2 separate regions of the Homo sapiens genome follow, and region 1 is linked to region 2. A link is an interaction called in ENCODE POLR2A ChIA-PET data of the cell type or tissue named here. Cell type or tissue: HepG2. All regions are shown on one strand.

The links. ChIA-PET counts read pairs that join two places held together with the same protein. Peaks named below come from ENCODE experiments on the same cell type or tissue, not always from the same donor. Only the 100,000 strongest peaks of a DNase experiment are listed, where the experiment ranks them.
Region 1: POLR2A ChIA-PET joins it to region 2 with 5 read pairs; 3 of 35 experiments call an interaction of 5 or more read pairs at or near these places.

The regions. Positions count from the first base shown.
Region 1 is chr17:79,749,174-79,757,173 of GRCh38, forward strand. No RefSeq gene overlaps it. Among named protein-coding and RNA genes, the nearest start is that of ENPP7, 22 kb to the left of the region's middle. In HepG2, no CTCF peak of the experiment used is centred here; no DNase peak of the experiment used is centred here; H3K27me3 peaks cover 1,651 bases.
Region 2 is chr17:79,885,150-79,893,149 of GRCh38, forward strand. No RefSeq gene overlaps it. Among named protein-coding and RNA genes, the nearest start is that of LINC01978, 30 kb to the right of the region's middle. RefSeq lists an enhancer at 3,387-3,888. In HepG2, no CTCF peak of the experiment used is centred here; a DNase peak (open chromatin) is centred at 3,972; H3K27me3 peaks cover 3,794 bases.

The DNA.
Region 1 (8,000 bases), 140 kb before region 2:
ATTTTAAATCTAAATTATGGTTCAAATATTGATATTTCTAGACCTGGTCTAATTCTAAAAGAATTTACTTTGATGAGCATTTTTGAGACATAGGTTAATATTTTTTAAAGTTTGAATAACTGATGTGCCTGTTCTTGTTGCAGACATATGCTTGGGTGAGCAGTGAATTACTTTCAAACATAAAAATATTTTTTATTACAATAAGGTTTTGGAGAAGAAATGAAACAGAACCCAGAGGTAAAGAAGAAAAGGATCAAAAAGAACCTGCCCTTTTATTGGGTCACATTGCTACCTTATTTCTATTTCATTGGATACACTTAAAAGGATTGCCCAAGGAAAACTGGAGGCAGATTGCACTTAGAAAAAAAAAGCTTTCTTGCAAAGGAGCCAGACTTCAGAAGGACTGACTCACCAAATACAAAAATCCAACAAGTATTTAAAGGGAAAAAAAATTCCCAAGAGAATCAAGGTTAGTAAATGTACATTCCTCTGTCTCTGGTGGTTAGCGGCAGCTTCCTCACGTGATTATGCTAATCCTAAAAGCTAGGACACCGGCTTGGAAAAGCAAAAGTCACAGCTAAAATTCTTGTTATTGTAGAGTCCAGGTCCACAGGAAGTAGTTAAGGTTTTATAATTTGGGGACTCTGTGATTTTTGGTTTCAACTGAAGAACTGTGACTTCTTCAATGATATTGGAAGCAGGATAAAATGTCAGCTTTGGCTTCTATAGAGAGAACAGCAGTTTTATTTTTTTAAATGCCAAAATTTACAGTACACTGGAAATCACATACTTTGCAACCATGTAAACTTCATGGTGGAAAAATGGTAGCTGTCAATCTTAAAAGGTGTCAAGGGCTATTATTTTTTTAAATTATTTTCCAGGCCATGTGGGTGAAGACACTTGGAGGCCATGACCCTAGGCCAGTTCCTTTTTGGACAGAAGAAGAAACTGAGGTTTAGGGGAGGAGAGTGACCTGTCCACTGTCCACAGCTGATAACAAGCAAGGGAGGCGGTGCAAACGCCCAACAGCCCAGGAAAGATGACACCCCCACCACCCATCGTTAGAGAAAAGTAAATTAATGCCACAGCACACCCCCTAGGATGGCTAGAACTTTTTATTTTTTTTAAAAAAAAGAAAATAACAAGTGTTGGTAAGGAGGTAGAAATGTTGCAGCCCTCAGAGATGGCAGGCTGGAGTGTAAGACGATGCAGCTTCCATGCGAATTCTGACAATTCCTCAGTAAGTTACACATGGAATAATTTATTGAATTATTGAAATTATTTGAATAATTTATTCAAACTTTTTTTTTTTGAGATGGAGTTTCGCTCTTGTTGCCCAGGCCGGAGTGCAGTGGCATGATCTTGGCTCACTGCAACTTCCACCTCCCAGGTTCAAGCGATTCTCCTGCCTCAGCCTCCTGAGTAGCTGGAACTACAGGCACACACCATCATGCCTGGCTAATTTTTGTATTTTTAGTAGAGACGGGGTTTCACTATCAGGCTGGTCTTGAACTCCTGACCTCAGATGATCCACCCACCTCGGCCTCCCAAAGTGCTGGGATGACAGGCATGAGTGAGCCACCGCGCCCAGTCTCAAACTTTTAAAAACAGTAACCGCGCCCAGTCTCAAACTTTTAAAAATAGTAACCAATGTCTTTTAAAATGCTCATCAAGTAAACTCTTTTAGAATTAAACCATATCTGGAAATATCAATATTTGAGTCATAATTTAAATTTAAAATTTCCTGTGTAAACATATGACTCAGCAATTACACTCATGGGTATACACCCAAAATACTTGACAGCAGGTGTTCAAACAAAAACTTGCACACAGATGTAACAAGCAGCATCATTCACACTCACCAAAAGGTAGAAACAAAACAAATGTCCATCAAAGATGAATGGACAAACAAAATGTGGTCTATCTATATAATGGAATACTATTTGGCCATGAAAAGGAACAAAGTACTTAGCCGGGCATGGTGGCTTATGCCTGTAATCCCAGCACTTTGAAAGGCACAGGTGGGAAGATTGATTGAGCCCAGGAGTTCAAGACCAACCTGGGAAACATAGCAAGACCCCGTTTCTACAAGCAGAAAAAACAATTAGCCAGGTGTGGTTGTGCACAACTATAGTTCCAGCTACTTGGGAGGCTGAGGTGGGAGGATCTCTTGAGCCCCGGAGGTCAAGGCTGCAGTAAACTATGATTGCACCACTGCACTCCAACCTGGGTGACAGAGCGACACGCTGTCTCAAAAAAAAAAAGGAATGAAGTACTGATACATACTTTAATATGAATGGACCGTGAAAAACATGCTCAGTGAAAGAATTCAGACATAAAAGGCCACATATTACACGATTCCACTTATAGGAAATATCCAGAATAGGTAACTCCATAGACAAAAAGGAGATGGGAGGTGGCCAGGGGCTGGGGGAGGAGGGTGGGAAGTGACTGCCTAATGGATTTCTTTTTGGTATAATAAAGACGCTTTGGAGCTAGATGGTGGTGATGGCTGTATAACATTGTAAATGGACTAAGTGCCACTGTTAAATGGCTAAAATAGTAAATGTTATGTGCATTTTTTTTTTTTGAGACAGAGCCTCCCTCTGTCTCCCAGGCTGCAGTGCAGTGGCGCAATCTCAGCTCACTGCAACCTTCACCTCCTGGGTTCAAGTGATTCTCCTGCCTCAGCCTCCCTAGTAGTTGGGATTACAGGCTCACACCACCACGCCCAGCTAACCTTTGTATTTTTAGTAGAGACGGGGTTTCACCATGTTGGCTAGTCTGGTCTCAAACTCCTGACCTCAGGTGATCTGCCAGTCTCAGCCTCTCAAAGTGCTGGGATTACAGGCATGAGCTACTGTGCCTGGCCCTGTTATGTGTGTCTTACCACAACTAAAAGAAAACAGATTCTGGGGCCACATCTTAAAAAAAAAAAAAATAGTGGAAGGCAGATAATGACCATGTTTCAGACAGGGTTTGCCCAGTGGCTTCCACAGAGCTGTCCCATCTTTGGGGTGGTTAATAAAAGCTTCTGTTGGGAGACTCAGAGGGAAGGGCTGGGTGAAGCGAGCCTGACTTGTCCTCACCTGAGATCCATCAGCTCCCACCAGAGCCCGGCAGGAGCCCGGACTCCTTGGTCGGAGAAGCACGGAGAAGGTGGCCAAGGGCACCGCAGAGAGCCCCAGCAAACTTCCCCTTCGGGTTTTTCTGGGCCCCAGCTGTGGGCCGTCAACCAAACTTTGTGAATCGACACTGGTGACTCGACATGGAAAATGACTCTCCGTCATCCGATTCAAACGTCATCAGATTGCTTTTGGTGTGGGAAGCAGAGCACACCTTAACAAACACCTCCCCAGCTGTCCCTTTTAATAAAATACACAGGTTGAATGTATTTCCAATTCTGGAATTAATCAGGGAAGTGGGTGGTTTTTTTTTTTTTTTTGAGATGGAGTCTCGCTCTGTCGCCCAGGCTAGACTGCAGTGGCACTATCTCAGCTCACTGCAAGCTCCGCCTCCCGGGTTCACGCCATTCTCCTGCCTCAGCCTCCCCAGAAGCTGGGACTACAGGCGCCCACCACCACGCCCGGCTGATTTTTTTGTATTTTTAGTAGAGACGGGGTTTCACCGTGGTCTCGATCTCCTGACCTCGTGATCCGCCCGCCTCGGCCTCCCAAAGTGCTGGGATTACAGGCGTGAGCCACCGCGCCCGGCCGGAAGTGGGTTTTTTAATCACCAGCTCTCGGGAGAAACACATTCTGGAGAGCAAAAGGCAAGAACCAACCTTTTCAACAAACCAACCTGCGGAGAAACCCCTCTGCGAGTCCAGTGTTGTAAATGAAAATGTTACCAGGCCGGGTGCGGTGGCTCACACCTGTAATCCCAGCACTTTGAGAGGCCGAGGTGGGTGCATCATCTGAGGTCAGGAGTTCGAGACCAGCCTGACCAATACGGTGAAACCCTGTCTCTACTAAAAATACAGAAATTAGCCGGGCGTGGTGGCAGGCGCCTGTAGTCCCAGCTACTCAGGAGGCTGAGGTGGGAGAATTGCTTGAACCCGGGAGGCGGAGCTTTCAGTGAGCCGAGATCACGCCACCGCACTCCAGCCTGGGCAATCGAGCAAGAGTCTGCCTCAAAAAAAAAAAAAAAAAAAGAAAGAAAGAAAAAGAAAAAGAAAAGAAAACGTTAGCTACACACACAGCTTAGGGGCGGCTCCCTGAAATTTGTAACTGTTTAGCCCCGGGTGTGTCTGTCCAGGATGGGTCATGTCTTTCAAGCTGCACATGCCCACAGGAGAGCTCACCCCCAAAATGCTGCAGCTGTCACAAGGTTGCCTCTTGTTCATTTGGTTCTTAACATGGTTGTTCTTCGGACTTTGATAAAGAATGAATGGTTTTGGCTGGGCGCAGTGGCTCACACCTATAATCCTAGACCTTTGGGAGGCTGAGGGGGGAGGATCGCTTGAGTCCAGGAGTTTGAGACCAACCTGACCAACATGACAAAACCCCATCTCAACTAAAAATACAAAAAAAGTAGCCAGGCATAGTGGCGGGTGGCTGTAATTCCAGCTACTCGGGACACTGAGGCACGAGAAACGTTTGAACCTGGAAGGTGGAGGTTGCAGTCAGGTGAGATGGTGCCACTGCACTCCAGCCTGGGTGACAGAGGGAGACTTTCTCTCAAAAAAAAAAAAAAAAAAAGAATTAATGGAAATGGTTTTGGCGGAGTGCAGTGGCTCACACCTGTAATCCCAGCACTTTGGGAGGCCAAGTAGGGAGGGTCACTTGAGTCCAGGAGTTCAAGACCAGCCTAGACAATGTAGAGAAACCACATCTCTACAAAAAAATTTTTTTAATTAGCCAGGCGTGATGGTGCGCACCTGTGGTCCCAGCTACTTGGGAAGCTGAGGTGGGAGAATTGCTTGAGCCTGGGAGTTCAAGGCTGCTGTGAGCCATGATGGCACCACTGCACTCCAGCCTGTCTCAAAAAATAATAATGAATAGAAAAAGAATTAATGTTTTCCATTTATATCGTTTTCAAAAGAGGTTTGCTCCTCTCATATGAAACTGAGACAGTCAATTCTGCAAAGAAATTCAAATGGCCAGTAAAGCATAGGAAAAGATGTTCATCCTTTCTAAAGAACCAAAAGTTCCAACAACAATCAGATGCTATTTGGATCTAATGATTGTTTTTGAAGGCAATACTTGAGGCTGGGGCCCTGCCACCGCCCACCCAGAATGAGACCCATTAATCATCATCACCCAGGGCTTACTCTTTCTTTTTCGTTATTGGTTTTCACGTCCAGCTTTGCCATTGATCATACACGAGACCTGGGGCAAATCATTCACTCCCTCTGTGCCGAGTTTTCTCTTTGTTCAGCTGAGGAGCTCCACGTGGTATTTGCACTGTAGAGTGGGCAAGGCCCTCTGCTATTCCGTAGGCTGAGTGGGGCCCCGTCCTGCTACAGTGACCCAAAGGCAATTGTGAACACAAGACAAAAGCGTTACGTATTTTGTGTTGTTTTCATCTGTTCCTGCTGCTGTCACAAAACACCGCAGACTGCGTGATTTATAAGTAATAGAGATTTATTTCTCACAGTTCTGAAGCTGGGAAGTCCAAGGTCAAGGATCTCCGCTTCCCAGATGGCACCTCGTTGCCACATCCTCCAGAGGGGTAAAATGCTGTGTCCTCACATGGAGGAAGGGAAGCCCTTTTATAATAAGGCTCTAATCCTGCCAGGCACGGGGGCTTATGCCCGTAATCCCAGCACTTTGGGAGGCTGAGGCAGACAGATCACTTGAACTCAGGAACTCAACACCAGCCTGGGCAACATGGCTAAAACCTGTCTCTACAAAAAATTTAAAAATTAACCAGGTGTGGTGGTGTACACCTGTGGTCCCAGCTACTCGGGAGGCTGAGGAGGGAGGATCACTTGAACCCAGGAGGTGGAGGTTGCAGTGAGCCAAGATTGTGCCATTGAACACCAGCTTGGGCAACACAGCAAAATCCCATCTCAAGGCCACGCGTGGTGGCTCACGCCTCCCAGCACTTTGGGAGGCCAAGGTGGGTGGATCACTCGAGGTCAAGAGTTCGAGACCAGTCTGGACAACATGGTGAAACCCCCGTCTCTACTAAAAGTACAAAAAAGTTAGCCGGGCGTGGTGGCAGGACCTGTAATCCCAGCTACTTGAGAGGCTGAGGCAGGAGAATTGCTTGAACCCAGCAGGTGGAGGTTGCTGTGAGCCAAGATCACGCCACTGCACTCCAGCCTGGGCGACAAGAGTGAGACTCTGTCTCAAAAAAATAAATAAATAAATAATACAAATCTCATCTCAAAATAAAATAATATAATATATGAGGCTCTAATCCCTCCCCGGAGGGCAGAGCCATTACGGCCTTCTCACTCCTCAGTACTGTTGCACTGGGGATTAAGTTTCAACGTGAATTTTGGAGGGACACAAACATTCAAACCACAGTTAAGTGTTGACAGTGTCCTGAGGCGACAGGTCCTTGCTTCCCTCTCGTCCATGTTGATGATCAGGCGACCCGCTGGATTGGTTTCCTGCGGCTGCTCTGAGAAAGCACCACAGACTGAGGGCGTTGAGCCACCCAGGTGTGTTCCCTCGCAGGTGTGGAGGCCAGAAGTCCAATCCAGAGAGGCCGTGCTCACTCTGCAGGCTCTGCAGAGGTCCCGTCCTTGCCTCTCCCAGCTGCTGTGGACGCCAGTGATTTTGTTTCATGTTTTTGTTTTTGTTTTTTTGAGACAGAGTTTCACGCTTGTGGTGCAGGCTGGAGTGCAGTGGCGCCATCTCGGCTCACTGCAACCTCCACCTCCCGGGTTCAAGCGATTCTTCTGCCTCAGCCTCCTGAGTAGCTGGTGTTACAGGTGCCCGCCACCACGCCTGACTAATTTTTGTATTTTTAGTAGAGATGGGGTTTCACCATGTTGGCCAGGCTGGTCTCAAACTCCTGACCTCAGGTGATTCATCCATCTCGGCCTCCCAAAGTGCTGGGATGACAAGCGTGAGCCACCGCGCCCAGCCGGGACACCAGTGATTTTGGCCCACGCCTTCCTGTGTGCTGCTCGGTATGAAGGAAAGCCCTTTCCCTGAAACCCAGAGACCCTCCACCTGCTTTTATTTTTCACTTTTGATAGAGACACAGGTAGTGGAAATAGTTTGCTTTCTTCTTAACTATAAGAAAAGCAACAGCATAAACACAGTTACAAACAGTGGTCAACCTCTGGTCTCAGTGCTGAGTGACCCTAGAGAGTGCTGGGATCTGTGGCAGGAATGAGAGGCTGGTGAGGAAGCCGCCTATCCTCATGTGTCGACCAGCCCAGGGTGGCCCGATGACCCTGTTTTTGTTTTTGTTTTTTTTGAGACAGTTTTGCTCTCGTTGCCCAGGCTGGAGTGCAGTGACACCATCTCGGTTCACTGCAACCTCCGCCTCCCGGGTTCAAGCGATTCTCCTGCCTCAGCCTCCTGAGTAGCTGGGACTACAGGCGCGTGCCACCACGCCCAGCTAATTTTTGTATTTTTAGTAGAGATGGGGGTTTCACCATGTTCGCCAAGGGGTGAACAGGCTAGGTGTGCCCAGGGCACTTCATCCCATCTGCTCAGCCACACCAAACCCAGAGATTCAGGGTGCAACCTGTGGTGATCTCGAAGTGAAAATATTTCCCTTGGATTATCTCATAACATTTCACAGTGGAACTAGAAGGAGGATGTTGAGGCATAAATGAAGCCAAAGGCTTAATTGGAGGGATGTGGAAAGGCAACGGAGAGGCCGCAGCATGGTTGTGTGGAAGAAGGGCTTCAGCGTTGTTGAGTTTCAATTGCAAAGCCACCTGGAAGCAGATGGGGAAAGCCTCTCCATGCAGGAGAAAGAACAGTAAAAGTTCCCAAGAAAATGTTCTCGAGAGCCTCAGCCCCAAACGCAAAGTGCTCAAAGAGCTGCCACTGATGCCCAATATCAGGCCAGCCCAGCCTAGAATAAGG
Region 2 (8,000 bases):
CACACCATTCTCCTGCCTCAGCCTCCCAAGTAGCTGGGACTACAAGCGCCCGTCACCACGCCTGTCTAATTTTTTGTATTTTTAGTAGAGATGGGGTTTCACCGTGTTAGCCAGGATGGTCTCGATCTCCTGACCTCATGATTCGCCCGCCTCAGCCACCCAAAATGCTGGGATTACAGGTGTGAGCCACCGCGCCTGGCCTAGAATACAATTAATTTTTACATATGGATATTTGTTTATTTATTTGAGACAGAGTCTCTGTCTGTGCAGTGGCGCGATCTCGGCTCACTGCAGTCTTCACCTCCTGGGTTCAAACGATTCTCATGCCTCAGCCTCCTGAGTAGCTGGGATTACAGATACGCACCACCACGCCCGGCTAATTTTTGTGTTTTTAGTAGAGACAGGGTTTTGCCATGTTGGCCAGGCTGCTCTCGAACTCCTGACCTCAAGTGATCTGCCCACCTTGGCCTCCCAAAGTGCTGGGATTACAGGCATGAGCCACTGCACCCGGCCATATTGATATTTATCCTGAAAACTTGCTAAACCCACTTACTAGTTTCTAGCAGTTTCTTTGTAGGTTCTGTTTCATTTTCAACATAGATGATATTGTCCACAGAGAAGGACCATTTTACTTTTTCCTTTCCAGTGGAGATGCTTTTTTTTCTTCCTTTTTTCACAGGCTAGAACCCCCAGTACCATGCTCAACAGAAGGTGAGAGCAGGCATTCTTGTATTGGTTCTAATCTTTGGGGGAAAGTATTTAGTTTTTCACCATTTATTGTGATGTTTAAGGTGCATTTTTCTCACATGCCCTTTATCAAATTGAGAAAGTTCCCTTCTCTTCCTAGTTTGCTGAGAGTTTATTTTAGTCATGAATGGATGTTAAATTTTGTCAAATGTTTATTTCTGGCTGGGCACGGTGGCTCACGCCTGTAATCTCGGCACTTTGGGAGGCCAAGGCAGGTGGATCACCTGAGGTCAGGAGTTCTAGACCAGCCTGGCTAACATCGTGAAACCCCATCTCTACTAAAAATACAAAATTAACCAGGTGTGGTGGCGCGCACCTGTAATCCCAGCTATTCAGGAGGCTGAGGCAGGAGAATTGCTTGAACCCAGGATGCAGAGTTTGCAGTGAGTGGAGATCGTGTCACTGCACTCCAGCCTGGGCAACAGAGTGAGACTTTATCTCAAAAAAAAAAATAAATAAAATAAACAAAATCAAGGTAATGCGTGCATACAGATTTTCTAAAATAGTGCAATAGCTTCCTTGGCTTCCTTTTCCCTCTTCTGAACCTGTTCTCCAGAGACAGCTGCTCTTCAGGGCCCTTAGCTCTTTGTGGACTTAGTTCTGGCCATTGCCTCCACATCTTCAGATGGCAAACGCATGCAACCCCCCATTTGATGGATATTGACCCAGGGCCTCCTGTGTGTCAGGCACTGTCCCAGGCCCTTGTGAAACTCCAGAAACAAAACAGGCAAAGATCCCTCCCCTCTGGGAGCTGATATAGGGGACTGACCTCATCCTGGAGCAAACATAATTCCCGCAGGGGCAGATGGACAACAACTGATAAACACCATAAACCCGTGAGTGGGGTGCACCTGAGAATGCAGGAAGCACTTTGGAAAAAAAATAGCACAGGGTAAGGGGAGAATCAGGAGTGCCAGGAAGAGGGGTACGAGCTAAAGTAGGCTGGCCAGGGAACACTGAGCTGAGGAGACGTTTAAGCCAAGGCTTACAGGAGAGGAGGGGCTAGCTACATGGAGGTGTGGGGGGACAGGAGCGGGTGTTCCAGGCAGAGGCCCCAAGGCAGGAGTGTGTCTGCTGTGTTCAGGAATAGCAAGGAGGCTGGTGGGCTGGAGGGGACCCTGGAGTCAGAGATGAGGAGGAATGAGGAGAGGAGGCTGGGGGGCTGGAGGGGACCCTGGAGTCAGAGATGAGGAGGAATGAGGAGAGGAGGCTGGGGGGCTGGAGGGGACCCTGGAGTCAGAGATGATGAGGAGGAATGAGGAGAGGCGCCCCATCACTTAGGGTCTTGGAGGCAATTGTAAGGACTTCAGTTTTTTTGTTTTGTTTTGTGTTTTGTTTTTTTATCAGAGAAAAATGAGGAGTGCTTGCTAGATTCTGAGCAGAGAAGTGGCATGTGCTGACTTGGGCTTTTACAGGACCGCTCTGGCTTCTCTATTGAGGATGGTTCTCGGGCAGAAGTAGGGACGCTGGTTAGGAGGCCAGTGCATTAATCCAGGCGAGAGATGGCAGCTGCCTGGGACCAATGGAGGGGACTAAGAAGGGTGGGTTCTGAATCATGGAGCAATACTGAGGGTAGAGGCGACAGCACTTGTTGATAGATTGGATGTGAAGAGAAAAAGAGAGAATCAAAGACACTCCAAGTTTTATTTGCTGGAGCAACTGGAAGGACGGAGTTGACAAAAATTAGGGTGGGGCAGCTGCGGAGGGAGGTCAGATGTCCAGTCTGCGGGGTGCGGAGGTGGGTGGCCCCCTCGATGGTCTAGCTGGGATATCGTCCATTTTAATTGGATGCGGTCCACTGGAGTTGGGAGCATGGTTTGGGCTAGAGGTGTGACCTAAAGAGCTGATGACAGGAAGATGCTATTTAGTGCCATGGGACTGAGTGCGATCACCACTCATCTCTTATCTCTGCATCCATGTGGACCCGTTATCTCTTCCTGCTGTGATGGCGGAGCAGCAAACCCAGTCCCATCCTGCTCCTTCCAATACAGGAGGACCATTACTTTTATTTATTTATTTTATTTTTTTTAACTTTTTTTTTTTTCCCGAAACAGGGTGTCACTCTGTTGCCCGGGGTGGAGTGCAGTGGCGCAATCACAGCTCACTACAGCCTCTACTGCTGGGGTTCAAATTGTCCTCCTGCCTCAGCCTCCCAAGTAGCTGGGACCACAGGTGCACACCACCCTGCCTGGTTAATGTTTTTCTTTTTTGTAGAGGTGGGGTCGCACTTGGTTGCCCAGGCTGGTCTCAAGTGCGCACTTGGTTGCCCAGGCTGAGCTCGAGTGATCCGCCCACCTCGGCCTCCCAAAGTGCTGGGATTGCAGGCGTGAACCACCGCACCCAGCTGGGCGGCCCAGGACTTTTAGCTGCCGCTTGCTTCACGAAACTTTGCTACAACCCCATCTCAGAAGCCACAGAAGACACTGTCCCAGCGTCTCTCAGCTGACTCTCCTCTGGGTTGTGAGGATATGAGGGTCCCTGCCCCGCCCCTCGGGGCTTCCCTCCGCCCCACTCTCGCCCTCTGCATCTCTGCTTCTCTAGCCTGCTGCGGAGACTGGGGCTGGAGGCTCCTCTGTGACCAGCTATCCTTCGGGCCTTTTTCACAGGCTGGTCCTAAAAGTGGGAGATTGATGGTGGTTATGTGACTATGACACGGCCCATGAAGATTCAGGCACAGCTGAGTGGCACCGTGGTCATGGCTGTGGGTTTTCTCTGGGTCTCAGCTTGCCCTCTCTCTCTGTTTGCACCATCTGCCTCTGTCACATCCCGGGCCCTTCTGACTTCACCGTGATAGCGAAACTCCTCTGAGATGCCGTGGGGCTGAGTCCGCTGTCAGTTTGACTGGATGAAGCTTCAGTGAGCTCGAGCCTGTCCCTCTTCCGCTGAAAGGGAAACCCTGGGGTCTGGCCTTTGGTTAGAATATTGGGATGCCCCAGCTGTGTCTGTGAGGGCGTTTCCGGGGGGAGATTGCTGTGAGGGTTGGGAGACCAAATGGTGAAGACCCACCCTCCATGTGCGTGGGCACACCCAGTGGCCGGGGTCCCAAATGGAACAAGAAGGCAGAGAAAGAATGAATTCCGGCTCTCTCCCGAAGCCAGCTCACTTCTGTCCTGGACGCCAGGACTCCAGGCTCTCTGGCTTTTGAACTCCAGGACTCGCACGCATGGCCTCCTGGGTTCTCAGGCCTTTGGCCTCAAACTGAGAGTGATGCCAGCGGCTTCCCTGGCTCTGAGGCCTTTGGACCAGGAGTGAGTCACAGCCCGGGCTCCCTGGGTCTCCAGCTTGCAGGCGGCCTGTCATGGGACTTAGCCTCCATAATTGAGTGAGCCAATTCCCTTCCAAACTCCCTTCTCACCCCTCTGTCTCCCCGCTGTGGGTTCTGTCTTCCTGGAGAACTCTGACTGAAACAACTCCTTTGTGGGAGAAGTCCCGGCCGTTTGGGAGCCCCTGCCCCTGCTCTAGCCTGGAGGTGGCTTGGAGCTGCTGCTCAGCGTGTGTCCAGGGACAGGTTCCTTTCATGCCCTTCCTGAGGCAGAGCCAGATTCCCATGCCCCATTGCTGCTACTGCTGCTACCACTGTTCCTACGAGTGCGACTGCCGCTGCTACCACCAGCATCACCGCCAGAGCTACTGCTACCACTGTTACTATGGGTACTACTGATACCACAGTGCCACCAATACCGCTTCTACCAGCACTGCTATTCCTTCTTCTAAATTGAGGTGAAATTCACACAACGTAAAGTTCACCACCTGAAAGTGTACGACAGTGGCGTTTAGACATTCACAATGTTGTAAAACCCCTATCTCTATTTTTGTTGTTGTCATTGTTTTGATTTTTTGAGATAGAGTCTCACTCTGTTGCCCAGGCTCGAGTGCAGTGGCGTCATCTCAGCTCACTGTAACCTCCGCCTCCCGAGTTCAAGCGATTCTCCTGCCTCAGCCTCCCGAGTAGCTGGGATTACAGGCATGCGCCACATGCCTGGCTAATGTTTTGTATTTTTAGTAGAGACAGGGTTTCCCCATGCTGTCCAGGCTGGTCTCGAACTCCTGACCTCAGGTGATCCGCCTGCCTCAGCCTCCCAAGTGCTGGGATTACAGGCGTGAGCCACCGCGCCCGGCCCCCTATCTCTATTTAGTTCCAGAACAACCCATGGAAATGGAAACCACGCACCCTCTAAGCAGTCACTCCCCGTCTCCCTGCTCCCCCAAGCTCCTGGCAGTGGTGAGCCTGTTTCCTGTCCCTAGGGAGTGCCTGTTCCGGGCGTTTCATGGAACTGGAATCACACAGGCACGTGCCTTCCGCGTCTGGCTTCTGTCAGCACAGCGTCTTCCGCGTTCATCCCTGCTGTGCACGCATCAGCATCGTGCTCCTTTTTGTAGCTGAATGCTGTCCCCTGCACGGATAGACCACATTTTGTCTGTTCATCCATGGATGGACACGCGTGGCTTCCACCCTTTCCGATCGTGGATAATGCTGCTGTGAACACATGTGTACGTGTATTCGTTTGGGTCCCCTTAGGGTCTATACCCGCAAGGGGACTTGATGGGTCTACGGACGTTCTGTGGTAGCTGTTGGAAGAAGCCCTGTTGCTTCTTGGTGCTCCCTGCTGAGCATATCCTAAGGAACTTTCCAGGAAGGATCTGTGGGGGCCAGACTTCCTTAGACCTGGCCTGTCCCCCACTCCATCACAGCTGGCCCAGAAGCTGCTCCTCTCTCTCCCTGCCGAAACCCAGAGGACTGTTCTGTAAGAAAGTGGACACCCTTGCCAGCGGATGCTGGGATGCAAAGCACAGCTCTGCATCAGCATTCCTGGGTCCCGTCCCTGTCAAGATTCCCTTGCCCATAGCTAACAGGAAAGCAAACTGCACAGCGCTGCTCAAGGGAGAGTCATGTCCTGACCTCACTTTGTTTGCGGGACTGGCCAAGTGCAAGTCCCCGTGGGATGGAAGAGGAAAGGGGGCTCAGGGAGGCAGAGCTCCCGCTCCAGGCTCAGAGGGAGTCAAGACAGAGCCTGGCGTCCTCACTCTGTGACCCCATGCCAGGGCTCCCTGCCCAAGGGTAAAGAACCTTGGATGAGGTCCAGGTTCATTAATCCCTCGCCAGCACGACTCTGGGCAGGGATCTTAGTCAGGGAGATTATGGGGGCCAGGTTAGAGGAGGTATGGGGACCTGGGCCAGCACAAGGGGAAAACCTAACTCTGGGGCGGGGAGGGAGGTCAGGGAAGGCTCCCTGGAGGAGGAGGTTCTGGGGGCCAAGTCTTAAGAATGCAAAGCAGATAGTCAGGAGGAAAGGGGCTGATGGAAGGAGGGTGATTCTGGCAGTCATAAAGCTTGGGTGAGGTGGGAGAGTAGGGGCAGTGATTAGAGGGACAGGAAGGGACCCTCCCAGGAAGGAGCTTGACCGCCAGTGCAAATGTTTAGATTTTATCATGAAGGCCTCGGGAGGCCCTGGACAGCTCTAAGCAAGAGGAGCTATGGGATAGGAGGTCGGATCCCATCTGGAAATCTTATTCTGGATCAGCAAGGGGTGAGCCGAGGGAGGGACCCCAGCACCCAGACCTCTGTCTTGCAGGGCTGGAGTGACTGTCAACAAGCTAACCAGTGAGACAGGCGCGAGCCCACACTCAGGGACTTGGGCTTCCCTGGAAGCCTCATCCACTCCCCATCTCACCCAAGCTTTCCTGCAAGCCTGGAACGCCTCATTTCACCAGACCTCTTCCTCCTGAATACCCCACGCGTCCTTAAGCGCATACACCAACTTTCACGCGAAGCAGAATCACGTGGCATTCGGAACTTCGTGTACGTGTGAAATGTAAAAGTCCTGAACTGCACCAAATATCAGCTTTCACACACGCAGCAACCATTTCTCTGCAGCCCATCACCCAAGGACCAAATCTCACACTCAACTTGACAGGTGTGGAAACAGCTCATGACTGGGTCGTACCTGGCTCCCGGGGACAGGACAGCAGTGGCTGCCAGGCTGCTGGTGGGCAGTTCAGGGCCAGCAGATCCCACCCCACCTCCCCTCCAAGCCCCCACGGGGATGTGGCCCCCTGGCCTTTATTCCTTCATTGCTTGAAAGCTGGTTGGCAGTTTGTTCTCAGCCTGGCTTTGAGTCTGGGGACCCCAGGACAGGACTGGTCCCTGCTTTCCTGGAGCAAATGTGGCTCGGAAACAGCCGTAAAGATGCCCAGCACCAGGCAGGGACCCGTGGAGGGCCCACAGGGGTGTGAGGGAGCCCTGCTCTATCAGCCATGTCACTGGACAGGTTGCCTCAGCTCTTGAGACCTCAGGATGAAACATGGCATGTTCTAGAAGCATTTGTGACCAGGAGAGCTAGAGACTTTCCTAAGGGTCTCAACCAAGCCCTGTGGGGCTCCTTGGCGCCCCAGCCCTCAGAGGGTCCCGCTGGTGGACGAGGGGCTAAGGAGACCTTGGCCAGACTGGCACTGGGAGAGCAAATTCTCCCCTTTCTCCCACCCCATGAGCATGACCCCGAATGGTTCTCTGTCCATTCCGGACCTCATCCTCTCCGTCGTAAATGAACAGACTGGATCAGACCACAGAAGTTTCCCGTAGCTCTGGCCTGCGTTCTGTAACTCTAGACAAGCTAGGCCATCATGGCTCCTCCCCCAGGACAGATGATGAGCAGAAACAGAGGGTGTCTTTCTGTAGATCACACAACAGAGGGATACCTGAGTGGAGGACAGACAGAGGTTTCTGAGCCACCGCCTAAGGCTCCTACTGGCAGCAAACCAAGAGGTGTGGCAAGTGCAGGGCGGTGCATGAGTGTTTGCAGGTGCAGGGCGGTGCATGAGAGAGTGTTTGCAGGTGCAGGGCGGTGCATAAGACAGTGTGCGTAGGTGCAGGGTGGTGCATGTGTGCTTGAACATAGGCATGAGACAGTGTGTGCATGTGTGTGAGTGTGTGTTTGGGGGAGTGGGCTGAGCCCACTCAAACCTCTCCCCAACCCCCAGCACTTTGTCCAAACAGTTCCAGGCAGCCTGGATAGGCTGGGGTATGGATCTCTTTTTCTGGCCTCTTGACCTCCCCTGGAGGCTGGGAGGCCTCCCCTTCTCCTCAACCCCATGTATTTTTAGGCCATCTCCCTGCAGGCAAGATCCCCGGAGACCATGGTGCAGGCAAGTGTCTACAGCTGTCGCCTGGAAGCCTCCTTTCAGGCCAGCAGCAGTGGGGGCAGGGTGTGCAGAATGAAGTGGCCAGTGGTGCCTCTAGACTTCAGTTCTCTTAG